Regions from separate parts of the Homo sapiens genome. Here regions 2 and 3 are each linked to region 1. The links are chromatin loops, found by intact Hi-C in ENCODE. Cell type or tissue: heart left ventricle. All regions are shown on one strand.

Evidence for each region. A loop is a pair of places that touch in the nucleus more often than their neighbours do. Peaks named below come from ENCODE experiments on the same cell type or tissue, not always from the same donor. Only the 100,000 strongest peaks of a DNase experiment are listed, where the experiment ranks them.
Region 2: a loop joins it to region 1, with 2.0 times the contacts of the local background. A loop is called at or near these places in 5 of 110 quality-filtered maps.
Region 3: a loop joins it to region 1, with 2.0 times the contacts of the local background. A loop is called at or near these places in 5 of 110 quality-filtered maps.

Annotation. Positions count from the first base shown.
Region 1 is chr9:109,777,898-109,782,897 of GRCh38, reverse strand. It overlaps PALM2AKAP2 (PALM2 and AKAP2 fusion), which reads right to left and starts at 2,700. Exons shown (of 11, transcript NM_007203.5): 1 at 2,365-2,700. The coding sequence starts at 2,409. In heart left ventricle, CTCF peaks have their summits at 2,759 and 2,981; DNase peaks (open chromatin) are centred at 1,936, 2,677 and 2,977; H3K4me3 peaks cover 2,966 bases; H3K27ac peaks cover 2,865 bases.
Region 2 is chr9:109,650,670-109,655,669 of GRCh38, reverse strand. It overlaps a transcript of PALM2AKAP2 not described here. Among named protein-coding and RNA genes, the nearest start is that of PALM2AKAP2-AS1, 120 kb to the left of the region's middle. In heart left ventricle, a CTCF peak has its summit at 2,496 (motif pointing right); no DNase peak of the experiment used is centred here.
Region 3 is chr9:109,722,126-109,727,125 of GRCh38, reverse strand. It overlaps a transcript of PALM2AKAP2 not described here. Among named protein-coding and RNA genes, the nearest start is that of PALM2AKAP2-AS1, 48 kb to the left of the region's middle. In heart left ventricle, no CTCF peak of the experiment used is centred here; no DNase peak of the experiment used is centred here.

The DNA of each region.
Region 1 (5,000 bases):
GAATTCAGAAGAGTAGGCACTAGACCAAAGCATAGCATAAAACCATTTACCGATGTGGCCATAAGTCCCCCCACCCAACTCCCTCTGTCTCTTAATTGGCTCTCTCTCTCACACACACATACACACACACACACACACACACACACACACACAAACAAACACACGCTGTTAGCAAATCTGTCCTGACAACATCATACAGTCATCCCTCAGTATCCTCAGAGAATTGGTTTCAGGACCCCCTTGGATACCAAAATCAAAGGATGCTCAAGTCCCTATAAAATAGCATGGTATTTGCATATAACCTACTCACATCCTCCCACATACATTAATCATTTTCAGATTATTTATAATACCTAATACACTGTAAATGCGACGTAAACAGTTGATTATACTGTATTATTTAGGGAATGGTGACAAGAAAAAGTCTGTACATGTTCAGTACAGACTCAGCTATCTATTATTTTTTCCAATAGTTTCAATCCAAGATTGACTGAAGGCGTGGATATGGAACCCATGAATAGGGAGGGCAGACTGTATTAGGTGCACATTCATGAGAATAATCAACAGCTCCCCAGATACACAGGACAAACTCAATTCTTCAATAACTGAAGAGGCACAAGTGAGTATTTGTGTGTATTCTTATATGCTCAAGAGAATTCCCAAAGATTTGCCTAGATCTTTCTTGGAAAATCGACTTGGCCTCTGCTGGGATTACTCAACCGCACTTGGAAAAGGGTACCCCAGTGTTAGCAGCTACTGGCTCCATGTTTGGAAAGCAAGTCCTTTCATGGAGTTCAGCTGTTCCTCAGGCATCCAGTAAAGCTGGTTGTGCAAAGGCAGAAAATGTGACAACTGTTGGAAGCCTTCAGCAGCAGCCAATGGGAACAGCCACTGCATCAACAGTTAAAGCAGCCTATTATCCAGTTCACACAAAACACCCACCAGCTACATGGCACCATTAACTCAATATCACCATTCTTATCAAGTTCATGACACACTGGCCATGCTGCCTTGCCACCAACTTTAGAAACCACAAATAACTTCACAAACCATCAAAATACACATGCACAGGGGGAAAGAGAAAGAAGAAAAAAACAACCTTTCTGAGTTCAGAGCACCACGTTCAAAGATTACCTAATAGGCAAACCATGGCATTTCAATATTGCCAGCAAACATCTCTCTCACTTCAGTGGTGAAGTCTCCAAGACATTTCAGATTTGAGGCGTTTGAGAAAGAGGGTCTCAGAGCCTTGGAGACCATGTCAAATGCTTCTAAAAAAGGAAGGGTCTGTGTGCATTTTCCCAATGAAGAATCTGTCCAAAAAGGTTTTGGAAAACGCTTTAATATACTTTGGTTCCAAAACATTACACACTATTTCTCCAACAAATTTATATGTGTTTCCAGAGAACTTCCGAACTGAAAAACACAAATGTATTTAGGTGGAAGAATGTCTGGAGATTCTTTTATGCCAATATGTTAACGGACCTTCTTTTTTAATTGTTACTATTTCATACGGCAGCAGTAATCATTCCCTCATCCTCGAAGGAAATATATAATCCAGCTGTGGTGGCTCCAGTAAAAATACCACATCTGTGGATCATTGGCAACACTGTGTTAAGATTGCTCAAATCTAGGCAGTCTCAGAGAGTTCTTTTTTAAACCCAAGATGCACATGGGTACACTTTTCTGAAAGTGCCTACGAACTTTGCCAAAACTGACTACTCCTTTGTAGGCTGAAAATAGGTTTTCAGATACTCCACACCATAAGAAGGAGGCTCTCATGGAATATTATAACCAGGACCCAGTTGTATGAAGTCCCCAGACCTCCAGGGTGGTGGCTTGTGCCAGTGCCCTTGTCAATATCAAACAGAGAAGGGAAAACTAACATTCCCGGTTTCTGGGAGGAGGTTCTACCGCGTGGCTGGCTGAGTCGCTGACTCCTGGTTTTCCACTTAACAGGAGGACAGCTTCCGCAGAGAGGATGGCAGCCACCGTTCAGGTCACCCTTCTCTTGGTTCTCCAGGCTATGAAGCCAACGTATGCCTGAGCATTCGGTCATAATATTCCTGGAGTCGTCCCCCCACCCCAAGCCTCTGTTTAGTCCTTCCCCAAAGCCCAGCAGCAAGCATCTTTTTTTAAGCCAATCTTCCACATTCAAATCCTCAGTCCAAAGCGCGCCCTTGGGGGTCTCCATCTATAGACATAGAAAAGAAAAGGCAGCCTAGCTGAGCCCTGACAGAGTTTTAGCCCCTGGAACATATGACCTGCGGCTACTGTGCTGGCATGCCGCTTGCCCCGAAACCCTCGGGGGCCCCCTTCCACCCCAGACAATAGAGCAAGAAAATAAAATGAAAGTGGACTTACTGCTATGGCTTGCAGCCTTTCCTTGTGCAATTCCGCCTCTGCCATCCTGGAGAAGGGCACACAGGCAGGGGAAAGAGGAAAGAAAAAACACACGCTGTAGTCACCCAAGGAAACTGATGGGCACCCCGGGGGGCTTTGCTAGAACCCGGGAGAACGCCCAGGGACGGCTGGGGATCCGCTCCAGGGGCGGCGGGCAGAGCTGTGCGCACGGCGGGCTCGCCCGGGCTCAGCCTCTGGCCCCCGCCCTCCCGGCCGCCTGGCTGCGCCCCAGCGCCGCCGCTCACTGCATCTCCCGGTCGCCGCCGCCGCCGGCCGCGCCAGCCGAGGACGTGGGACGCCGGCAGCCGCCGGGAGGGCGCGCTAGCCCGGCGCTAGTTCTCCGCCCTGACGTCTCGGTGCCTCGCTCCGCCCCTGGAGTGTGATGGACCCGAGGCCGCGGTCCAAGGCGGCTCCGAGCGATCGCCGCCGCGGGTCTCCAAGGCGCAGACGGAGGGCGCGCGAGCCAGTGGGCACCTGGGGCGCGGGCGCACGGCGAGCCGCTGGGGCGCACGGCTGGCGTGGCGCGCCCGCGTGGACACGCGCTTGCTGGGGCGGAGGCAGAGCGCAGTGGCGCCTCCACCGGGCAGATGCCAGTGGAGAGGGGCGTCTGACCGAATGTGGGACCCGAGCACGTGCTGTTACGTGGGGGCTGGGGCCACCGAGTGTTCAGGGCACCTTCTGGCTCAAGCCAGACGCTTGAGCTCCACGTGGGGACATTTACAATTTGGGAAGGGCTGCCTTGCCCAAGTGGCCCACATGCTTAAGATGACCAAGTTCTCAATATCAAGTCGGCCGAGGGTAGGGTATATCTCCAGAGAGGCCACCCTTCTGGTGAGGCGATATGTGGCCTTAAAAGAAGCCGAGAGTTTTTAGTCCTGGGTGCTAGACTAGATTTCACAATGTGTTAGCTGTGAAATCTCAGGCAACTCGCTTAATCACTCTGAACCTCAGTTTCCTCATCTGAAAAAATGGAGGATCACATAGGTGTCATTAGAGACGAATGAGAGACAGTATGTAAAGGTGCTTTGTAAAGGGCATCACAGACATCTGCTCTTATTATCCTGTGACATTCTGGATTGAAATCCTTTCAGGGTCTTCTGTTCATTGCATCTGAAAGGAAAAGTAGGATCTACTCACTAAAATATTTCACCTATTCTTTACTAAAACAGGATACCATGTGGTACTAATGTGAGTCTTTTGTGACAGGTCCTGGACTGGATGTAAGAAGTGGATCAGGCCCAGTCCAAAAGGAGATCAATGCCAAAAGCAAAAAAAAATGCCTCTTCACATTGAGGCAGGACCTGCTAGAATTCCCAACATTCATATGCAAACGTTTCTTCATCAAATGAAATAAACACTGAAATAACTAATATGGCCTCTTTAGAGCCATAGGATTTAAAGGCATGTTAAAAGATATACACATCAGGCCAGATGCGGTGGCTCACACCTGTAATCCCAGCACTTTGGGAGGCCAAGGCGGGTGGATCACCTAAGGTCAGGAGTTCGAGACCAGCCTGGCCAACATGGTGAAACCCCTTCTCTACTAAAAATACAAAAAATTAGCCGGGCGTGGTGGCAGGCACCTGTAATCCCAGCTACTTGGGAAGCCGAGGCAGGAGAATCACTGGAACCTGGGAGGCAGAGGTTGCAGTGAGCCGAGATCACATCATTGCACTCCAGCCTGGGCAACAAGAGTGAAACTCTGTCTCAAAAAAAAAAAAAAAAATGCACATCAAATTTTCCCAGATCACCTGTTTCCTGAATAAATGCTTCCATTTCAACTAAATTGCCCTTTCAATTTTCACAGAGGTTCACCTGTCACTGATGAACAATTACTCCTCTGACCAAAGATGGAAGCACTCACCAAAATCGTTTACTGATGGATTGTTTTCCCATCTTTTTCATAACAAGTGTAGGTGGAGCTGATTGTTTAATAAATCCAAGCCAGTGCCAGATTCTACATCCCACTCCAATATATCAGAAACTTCTACTTTCTGGCTAAGCCCATCCTTTTCTTCAAATGCATCCTTTTTTCTTCATTTCCAGCACAAGCCCCAGCAGGACAAGTTATTTAAAGGGGTTTGCTCACAAATAAACAAAGCTGTTATTGCTTCAGCAGAGTGATTGTAGAGAATACTAAGATGAGGAAAATGAGACCAGAGAGGTTGAAAGACTCAGCTACAGTTATAGAGCTGGGATTTAAACTCAGATCACACTCACCAGAGCCCATGCTCTTAACCATTAAGCACCAGGCTTGGCCAATGATATGGAGATAGAAGCAGGCCCCAGGAATAAACAATTGAACCAGAAATGGTCCTTCTACTCCCAGCTATACAGATATTTAAAAGGTATGATTGAGCACAACAGTGTGAATGTACTTACTGTCATCAAACCATATGCTTAAAAGTGGTTGAAATGGTAAATTTTAAGTTTTGTATTTTTAACCGCAATAAATTTTTAAAAGGAGTGATGGAATGGGGAGATGGAGAAGGAAAAGGGCCTGGGCACCCTTTGGAAGTGATCAGTTGGAAATATCTGAACTCTGAATAGAAGAATCGGGGTTGGGGACACACATCCAAGTGTCATCTACTTTGCGG
Region 2 (5,000 bases), 130 kb after region 1:
ATATGGGGCACCTAGAGTAGGCAGTTTCACAGAAACCAAAAGTAGAATGGGGGGTAGGGGGTGGGGAGAATAGGGAGATGATGTTTTATGGGTAGAGAGTTTCAGTCTGGGATGATGAAAAAGTTCTGGAAATGGTGATGATTGCACAACATGGTTAATGTACTTAATGCCACTGAATTATGCACTTATAAATGGTTACAATGGTAAATTTTATGCTATGTATATTTTACCACACACACAAAATACATATATATAGAGAGAAAGAGACCCTTTATCCATATTTTGTAAGATGGACTATATAAATCTCTGTTCCTTGTCACCCAGAGGGCCTATGGCTGCCCTTGAGCAATCTTTTTTTTTTTTTTTTTTTTGAGACCGAGTCTCGCTCTGTCGCCCAGCCTGGAGTGCAGTGGCCGATCTCGGCTCACGCGGTGCAAGCTCCACCTCCCAGGTTCATGCCATTCTCCTGCCTCAGCCTCCCGAGTAGCTGGGACTACAGGCGCCCGCCACCACACCCGGCTAATTTTTTTGTACTTTTAGTAGAGACATGGTGAAACCCTGAGACCATCAGCCAGGATGGTCTCAATCTCCTGACCTCGTGATCCACCTGCCTCGGCCTCCCAAAGTGCTGGGATTACAGGCGTGAGCCACCGCGCCCGGCCCCTGCCCTTGACCAATCTTAGGAAGCAGGAAAATGTGGGGAGAGAGTAACAAGTGCCAAAGCTTTTCCAGAAAATTGGGGATTTTGATCTTAGGAATCCTTTTCTAATTCCCAAGAGACGGTTGAATGGGGAAAGAAAAGAAAAACTACCAAAATAAGACACAGATAGGCACATCTGAAAGATGGCATTTTAGAAGGAGGCTTTAAAAAGCATGAAGTTTAATACATATACACACACACACACACACACACACACACCATACACATACATACAGGCACCTCTAATTTGTGTTATTCCAGGGTAGAACACTCCTCCTCTACTTGCACTGAAGTCATAGACACACCATCCTGATATAACAAAATGCTTTTAATTTCAAGATCTAAAGTAAAACTAACAGGAAAGCAAATTGTACAGCTGATGAAGGCTGGGAGTGAACATATTGAGTCCTTCAGAACTGTGCTTTAGCTCACCCAAATGTAATTAGGTTTGAAGAGCCATCATTTTACCAAGCAATCAAGAATCCATAACTGAACCTTGTTCTGTGCAGTCTAATTAACAAATATGCATTGTCTTTATAAAGCTTAGCTCCCATTACAATGAAAGAGTTTTGGAGATAATTCTCATCTCACATAAATGAAAACACAACTTACTAACATGTTTGAATTATCTTTTACAAAACAAGTTGCTTTTCCCTTGCTTTTAATAGTAAGGATCCCAGAGTTTATTGATCTTGTTCAGAAAATGGAATACCACGAGCTTCTTGGGCCTAACACATCATATTCATATTATATCCATATAATCATAACTAGAGATTTATACCAAGATATTATGGCTTACAGCCACATGAGGCCATAAACAATTAGATTCACTACTTTTAAAATATTAAAGGACTGACCAAAGAAGAATATTTTTAGGATATAAATTATTTATGACCACAAAATTTTCAAATCATATTTTAAAAGATAAGATTGCATTTATCTATCTCATATACACTTATTGGCTAACCCCTACCCCATTCTGATTTCCCAAAAAATAGAGACTTTGCCTATCCACATGTAACTGCTAAGTTGTGCCAATTAAAATGAAGAGCCAGGTTTTGCTCTGTGTGTTTACTTGTTCCACACACAGATTGTTGAACTCCAATTCATCATCAGACTCGCCTACTATGAGATTGTCTTAGGATGGGAAATGTAAAAGGATGAGGAACCCCACACCCACATCTTGTGTTATATAAAGCCCTGTGCTCTATATTTGCACTGAGAATGTTGCTACTCAGAGTGTGGTCTGCAGACCAGCAGCATCAGCATCACCTCCTGGGAAGCTTGTTGGGAACACAGGAACCCCCCAACTACACCCCCTATCTACAGAATCAGGATCTGCTTTTCAACATGACCCCAAATGATTCATATGCACATTGCAGTGGGAAAGATGCTGTCTTAGGAAATGAGACCTTATTATTAATGTCTTTGATTTTAAATGCTGCACCTCCCGCTCAGAAGCAAAGAAGTAAGAAAAGTATTGAAAGGATGGAGGACTTCAAAAGTGTTTCTGGACCAACTTATTTAACGTTTCTCTGGATGGCTCATAGGTGCAGTGGGACAACTTTTAATGCCTTTCAGAGGTTCAGAGGCTTTCGATGTGATCTCAGCAAACGTGACTAAAACCAAGTATCTACAAAGGGTTTAGCAGTGCCCACCAAATCTTCATATCGTTTTGTTTGTTCTGTTTTGGTTTTTGTGTTGTTTCCTTTTTGTTCTTTGTTTTTTGTTTCATTTTGTTTGTGATCCCACTTTGCACCATCATCTGAAAGCTGAGTTTCTGATTCCTCAAGGGGGCAGGCATTCTCCACAATGCTGCCTCACCCATGATCACGGAGGCAGCATTAGTCATAGTGCAAACTAAAAGAGTTGAAGGTTAAGTCGGTTATTCAAACTAGTTTTAATACAGGATTTGGGTTGCTAATTTTTTAAGTAAATGACTTAACCAGTTGTAAGATGACTAGTCCAAACATTAAAGATTTTTTTATGCTAAATTAATTTCAAGGGCTATGAAATAGGCTTGGATTTTGACCTCATCTTAGAATCCCTGGACTCCTAAAATTCATTTAGGCTCCTGCCCCAAGGCTATGTGCCTCTGACAGATAGTATTCCATCAAACCTTTCCTTTGAATAAACACTTGCCATGTTTTATTATAATTACCTGACCAACTATGTTTCTCATTAGATTGTGACCCCTATGAAGGCAAAGACAATGTCTTACTCCTATTTGTACCACAGATACCCATAAAAGTGTCTGGCACATACCAGGTACTTAATAATTATGAGTTGAATGAATTAATAAATAAACATGATTGACAGAGAAATTGAAGTATTAAAAGTAGGGCAAGCAGTCTAAACAACAACTGACTTTTCAAGTATGAGATATGTATTAGTCTGTTTTTGCATTGCTATAAAGAAATACTGGAGACTAGGTAATTTATAAGGAAAACAGATTTATTTGGCTCACAGTTCTGCAGACTGTTCAAGAAGCATAACACCAGCATCTGCTTCTGGTGAGGCCTCAGGAAGCTTCCACTCACGGCAGAAGGTGAAGGGGAGCAGGAGTGTCACATGGCAAGAGAGAGGGGAGGAGGTGCCAGGCTCTGTTAAACAGTCAGCTCTTGCATGAGCTAATTTATTACTTCAGGGAAGGTACCAAGCCATTCATGAGGGATCCACCCTCATGACTCAAACACTTCTCACTAGGCCCCACTGCCAACACTGGGGATCACATTTCAACATGAGATCTGGGTGGGAGGACAAATATCCAAACTATATCAAAATACTATATAAAAGTCAGTGGATTGTGATATATTTAATTTATAACCCATTTATTCAGAACTTGTGAAACACACATTTTCATTACACTATATTTTATGCTTTTGTACTATCTGTGAAAAAGATTACACATGATGGTATAGACTTAATTGACTTGGCAGTAATTTAGGTAGCATCCATTTATGTACTATTAATAGGTTAAATTATCACATTTTTAAATAGCACATCAAATACTATAAAGACCTATTTACAAAAACAGAATTTCGACCAGGAATGTTCCTTCCTATAATGAAGAGAAATGAGATTTCATTTCTTTAAATAAAATAAAATTTTGATTAAGCCTACTCATAACTGAGATTGGTCTTCCCTCTAAGGCATCAAATTTGGGGAATTTTTATTATAAGTTATATATAAGAAAATGACATCTTTCAGTGGGAAGTAAATGAGCACTTTGATATCTGTGGAATAGGAGTGTCTCCTTCTTAAATATTTGAGTGTGCACATAACAACACTCAATATCTCTTCCCTATATTGGAACCTTGAGGTCCAATGACCAGAATGTATGAACAAACAGAAATCACCAGATTCCATCCCGGCAATAAGAAGGGTTCTCATAAGACTTTCAGTGCTTCTATCCTCACATGCTGTGTGAGCTAGGATCCCAGCTGGAAGCAGATGGCATACTCCAACTGGATAATTGAAATAATCTTAATAAAGAGACTGCTTTACAAAGGCAAAGGCAGAGCTGACAGTAACCCACAGCAATGGTGAAGCACCCAGGGGCTAACAAAGTGATAAGGGAGCCATCGCCACATCAAGTCCCAGAGGAGCAAAGGAAGGAAGTGGCTACCAGCAGTGGGAGAGAGCTGTAGCTGTAGCAGTAGGAAGGGCTGCTGTGGCCTTCAGAAGAGGAAAGATGCCCTGGCCAACCCACTGCCCTGTAGGAAGAGAAACCATAGATTAAACCGTACACTGACCTCAATTTTCTCTCATCCATGGTTCTCCTGCTGGTGCCTTCCATTGAGCCAACTCAACAGGAAGTCAAAGAGTAAGAGAGGCAAGCTGAGGGAGTCCATAGAGGTCAGCCTCACAGGGCACAAAGCACAGCCTCATGAGGCACATAGGCAGGGAAGGGTAGAAAATGGATTTGAAGGATGAGATGGAGAACATCACCAGATACACCCTTTCCAAAATACTTCTACTGCAAAGTATTTATAATCTCATTCATGAACTCTTTTTTTGCCATACACATTCCTAAGAATTGAGAGAGAATAAAGATATATAATAACAACAGATTTGTTAATAACAATGACATTTGGTAGTTACTAATATTATTTTCGTAGAAACACAAGATTCATTGATTCATTAACTCAAAGATATGGTAAAGTCTTCTCTGTGCTTCCCTCAAAGCCGCTGAAATGAACTAAAAGAAGGAAAAATTGGAAGGAAAATTGTGTCTACTGTGAGGCTAGGTATGGTGGCTCACCTCTATAATCCCAGCACTTTGGGATGCTGAAGTGGG
Region 3 (5,000 bases), 56 kb after region 1:
AAGTAAAACACACTCTAATCTAGTTAGCAAGGTTACTTCTCTGTTGACACAAAATTTCTGCGATATGGTTAGATAGTGCAATGCATGTAACCCAAAGTGGTTTTTCACTCTCTGTGATGGTTCAGTGAGGTGGGCTGGTGAAATCTCAAGATCCCTCTAGATTGTCCTGTCCAATGGAACTTTCTGCAATAATGAAAATGTTCTAAATCTCACTGTCCGGTTTGGTACCCATAGCCACATGTGGGTTTTCAACACTTGAAATATGGCTAGAGTTGCTGAGAAACTGAATTTAAATTTTATTTACTTTTAATTAATTTAAATTTGAATAGCCATGCATGCCTAGTAGCTATTGTATTTGACTATACAGTTCTAGATGAATGAAGCTTCCCTAAGCATATCAACTTGATTTAACCTATACACTTGTTTTTCTTTGGGAGAGTAAGCTATAATGGGTGTTGAAATCAGATTTCTACACACATACACACATATATATGGCAGTACCAAAAATAACTATGTATTAGTGAGGATTCTTAGTTGAAAACAATGGAAAGCAAACATTTAATTTAAGCAGGAAAGAGATTTGTTAAAGAATGTGAAGTCACTCACAGAATCTCTGGAATGGTCAGCAACCCAGGCGTGGAGGCTGCATGGCCAGAGAAGTCCCAGTCATACTGCAGAGCTGGTCTGGAGGAAACACAACAGCCCCACCACTGAACGCAGTACAGGAGCCTGCTCTGCTGACCCGGCAGATGCTGGGCACTGGTTGCCTCCACCGGGAGCCCTGCAATTGCTGCTTCTGAAAACTGAAGGCATCAGCTGCCACCACCACAACCAGACTGGATTCTACATGGCACCTGCTGCTTTCAGTCACTAGCTTCTGATTGCAAGTCTTGGGCAGGGGCAGCTGATTGACTGAGCCCAGGTCATATGTCTATGCTCAAGTGGAAAGGGAGGCTGGAATAAAAAGAGTCTGGCTTCTATAGAGGGAGGCAGACTCATAAGCCAAGGAGTTCCCCTAAGAAAAATAAATGTCTGTTACACCTGCCTTGTAGGAAAGAAGGCTAATGTGTTAAAGGTACTAGTCCTCCTGGGTGATGGGCAGAGCTATAGAATTGAAAACATGGGGGCAGATTAAATGCAGGCATATGAGGCACTACGTGCTACCATGGGGAAATTGAAATATGTCAAAAAATTGTAAGAGGGTATGTTAGCAAAAGGGAGTTTTGTGAGAGAAAATAAAATAGCTGCCACGATGAGAGACTGTGTGAAGTGTGACATTCCATTTTGCTACTTTTTCATGTCACTCCAATAAAAACTTATTACTTTTTAAGACTTTTTTTGGAGTTACATGTGTGTGTTGCATAATTGGAATTATTGTACACATTGTACATATTCTTGCTTTTTTATGTACTCTTTAATGCAACACGGATATCTTTTCCTTTAAATATGCACACCTCTATGACATCATTTTTAATGCCTGTATAGTATTCTAGCGTACAAATATATCATACTTTAACCAATCTCTTAATGATAGTTTACAACTTTTTCTTACGAGTCATACCATAACGAGCATCTCTGTACTTTTATCTCTGTGTGCTTGATGAGTTATTCCTTTAGGTTAAATTCCTAGAAAAAGAATTGCTGTGCTAGTAGTGGCTAAGCATACCTAAACATTTTGATTTATATTTGCAGACTGTCCATGCAGAGTTGGGACTAATATGACACGAGTGAGGCACTTTTCCTTGGACACAAAATTTAACGTGCTATAAACAAACCTCAGTAATCAAAACAAATATTTTGATACAATATTTTTAAATCAAAATTCATGCAAGAAAAGTCCATGATGAACAAAATATCAACATTTGAAATAAAGGTAGAATCAATATTATTGATTTTTCCTTTTACCTCAAGCTCCAATATTGTTGGCTTGATACTGTTCCCACCATGTTCTTGCCAACCCTAGGCTCCTACCTTTAATTCTTATCATTCTGATGGGAGAAAAATGACATCTCATTTTAATTTTCTTTTTTTTGATTGCCATTGAGATTGAGCATCTTATATGTTTATTGGCCATTTGCATTTCTTCTTGTATAAATTGTCTTGTTCATAATGATTGTTTACTTTGTCTATTTAGGTGTTCATATTTTATTGATGTGTAAGAATTCCCGTACTTTGCAAATATTTTCCTAGCTTTTCGCTTTTCATTTAACACTGTTTTTTTCAGGATCAATGCCTTAAATATTTATATAGTCAAATTTGTCTCTTATGTTTTGAATGCCTCTGCTTTTTACCTGCAGAAAGACCATTTTATTGTGATTGAAAATGAAGGCTTTTGAGTCAGACAGCCTGGATGTCACTCACCAGCTCTGAAACCATAGGCATGTAGCATAATCTATGTGTGCTTTGTCATATATAAAATGGGGATAATAACAAGACACCCTTCAGAGGGTTTTATGAGAATAAAATGAGTAACACAAAATGCTTAGAAAAATGCCAGGCACATAGTAAGCTCTCAATAAATGTGAGCTATCACCACTGCTAACTATACACAAGATTTGTTTTTAGATACTTGACTCTGTTCAATTTCTGTGTTCCTGCTCTAGTACCTTACTGTTTTAGTTACCATAAATTTATTTGGTGTCTTTTGATCTGGTTAAGCAAGCTCCTTTCTCATTTTTATTGGTTTTTCAAGTTTTTCTTGGCCGTTTTCATTCACCTGTACATATAAATGAATTTTAAAAGCTATTCGTCAAGTACCACAAAACCTCACTGGGATTTTAATTGAAACTGTATTACATTTATATATTACTTTAGGGAAGCGTGACATCTTTACAATATGAGACTTCCTGCCCAAGAACATGATGTTTCCCTTTATTTAGTCAAGTCTTCTTCTTTTTATTCTTTTATTAAGTTTTATTGTTTTTAAAGATGTACATCTTGCACATTTTAATTTTACTTGGTGTTTTAAATTTTTATTGCTATTTATTTTATTATTGGACATTACATATATGTATAAAGAGATGATGTCTGTGTGTTCTCTGTAAGCCTTCACATTGAGCCCCTTTATATACTTTCATTTGTTTTCCAGTTGATTACGTGCTTATCTGAAATGAACGTATGACCTAGCCATTGAGCTGACTAAAGTCCTTCAATAACCCTTTAGGTCAAAGTCCAAACTTCTGGTCCTGACATACATTTATTAATCCATTTCCAACATTGATTTGTTTTCCTATACAACAAATATATATTTAGTACCTGTTCTGTGCCAGGCACTATGGAGCACCCAGGATCCATCAATAAACACACAAAAATCTCTGCTGCTAAGGAGCCTACACACAGGAGGAATTTGTTTTAGCTCATGCCTATGGATCCACCCTCACCACCTTTGCTTTTTTGCAGGTGCTGTGTACTTCAGCCATACTGAATTAGTTGGAATTCTCCTGAAACACCTTCTTGTTAAATGCCTTTTTCTTTTTCCGCTTGTTTCCACTTGAAAAGTGATACATATATATCCTCATGACTCATGTCAAGGACAGTATCCCCTTAGCAGCCCTCTCGGGTCTTCCATGCAGAGCACAGAGGTCTCAATTCCATGTCGCACTATCTTAGAGACAATTTCTTCAAGTACAATTGTTATTTGATTCTCCTATGAGTTCCATTGTCAGCAGGAATGGGGTCTCGGTCATCTTTTGCTACCTGGTAACATGGTAGCATGGTGGTGTTCATTAAATATTTGGTAAAGACATAGATTGAGTTGGTGGGGGGACACAGCATGATCACACATGTCAATGTATGGCTACATAAGGTCGGTGCTGGGCGGTGGTATGGGTCATCATAATTAGACTTATAGGAGCCAGGGGAGGAGATCTCCATGGCTGAATGGATAGGCCTGGTTTCCTAGCGGAGATGGGCCTTTAAGCAGATACTGAAGAAGTTTGAAGCTTTTGTCAGCTCTTTCTACCCCATTTATTTTCCTTCCCTCCACAAAAGGGTCTAAGATCAAGGATGTTGCCCTAACAAATTTTACATGCCCAGGGAATACAAAGTGAGAAAAGGCTAAGTTGAGAGTATAGCCTGCAGCTGCAGGCACAGTGCTTTTTGCGGAGTTTCCAGAAAACGCGAGTTGGGTAGAATTGGAACTAGAACCTGGCAACTTGGCTTTGAAAGGACCTAAATGGAATCACACATGAGGCAGGAGGTGCTTGGTGGGCAGAGCAGACGGCTTGTGCAAGGGAAAATGTGATATTCTAGAAATATGCCTGATAATATAATCAAGGGCAGATTGTGAGGGGCTTTCAAATGCCAGGTGAAGAATTTTAAAATTTAAAGTGTTTTTGTTTGTTTATTTATTTATGAGACAGGGTCTCACTCTGTCTACCAGGCTGGAGTGCAGTGATGCAACCAAGGCTCACTACGGCTTCAACCTCCTGGGTTCAAGTGATCCCCCCACCTCAGCCTCACGAAAAGCTGGGTCTACGGGTGCATGCCACCACGCCTGGCTAATTTTCATATTTTTTGTAGAGATGGGGATTTTCCATGTTGCCCAGGCTAGTATTGAGCTCCTGGATTCAGGCAACCCGCCTATCTCAGCCTACCAAAGTGTTGAGATTACAGGTGTGAGGCATCTCGCCTAGCTCCTATTTGTATATTTATCTGTAACAATTTACATGGCTCAAAAATCAAAAGTCCCCATAGCATATTATAGTGAAAAGTTCCCCTCCCACTCCTATTCCTCAGTTACCCAACTCTCCACTCCTGAGGAAACTGATGTTTCTTATGTATGCTTCCAGGGATATTAAGTGCATATTACAAGAAATTGGATATGCATGTGTGTATGCGTGTGTATTCTTTTTTCACAAATTTTAGCTGTTTTCATTTTACAGTATAGTTTAGAGGTCATTATCATCAGTATATAAATAATTTCCTTTTTAACAGCTGCATAGTACTCCACTGTAGAGATGAATCATAATTTATTAACAGTCCCCAATAAATGGACAGTT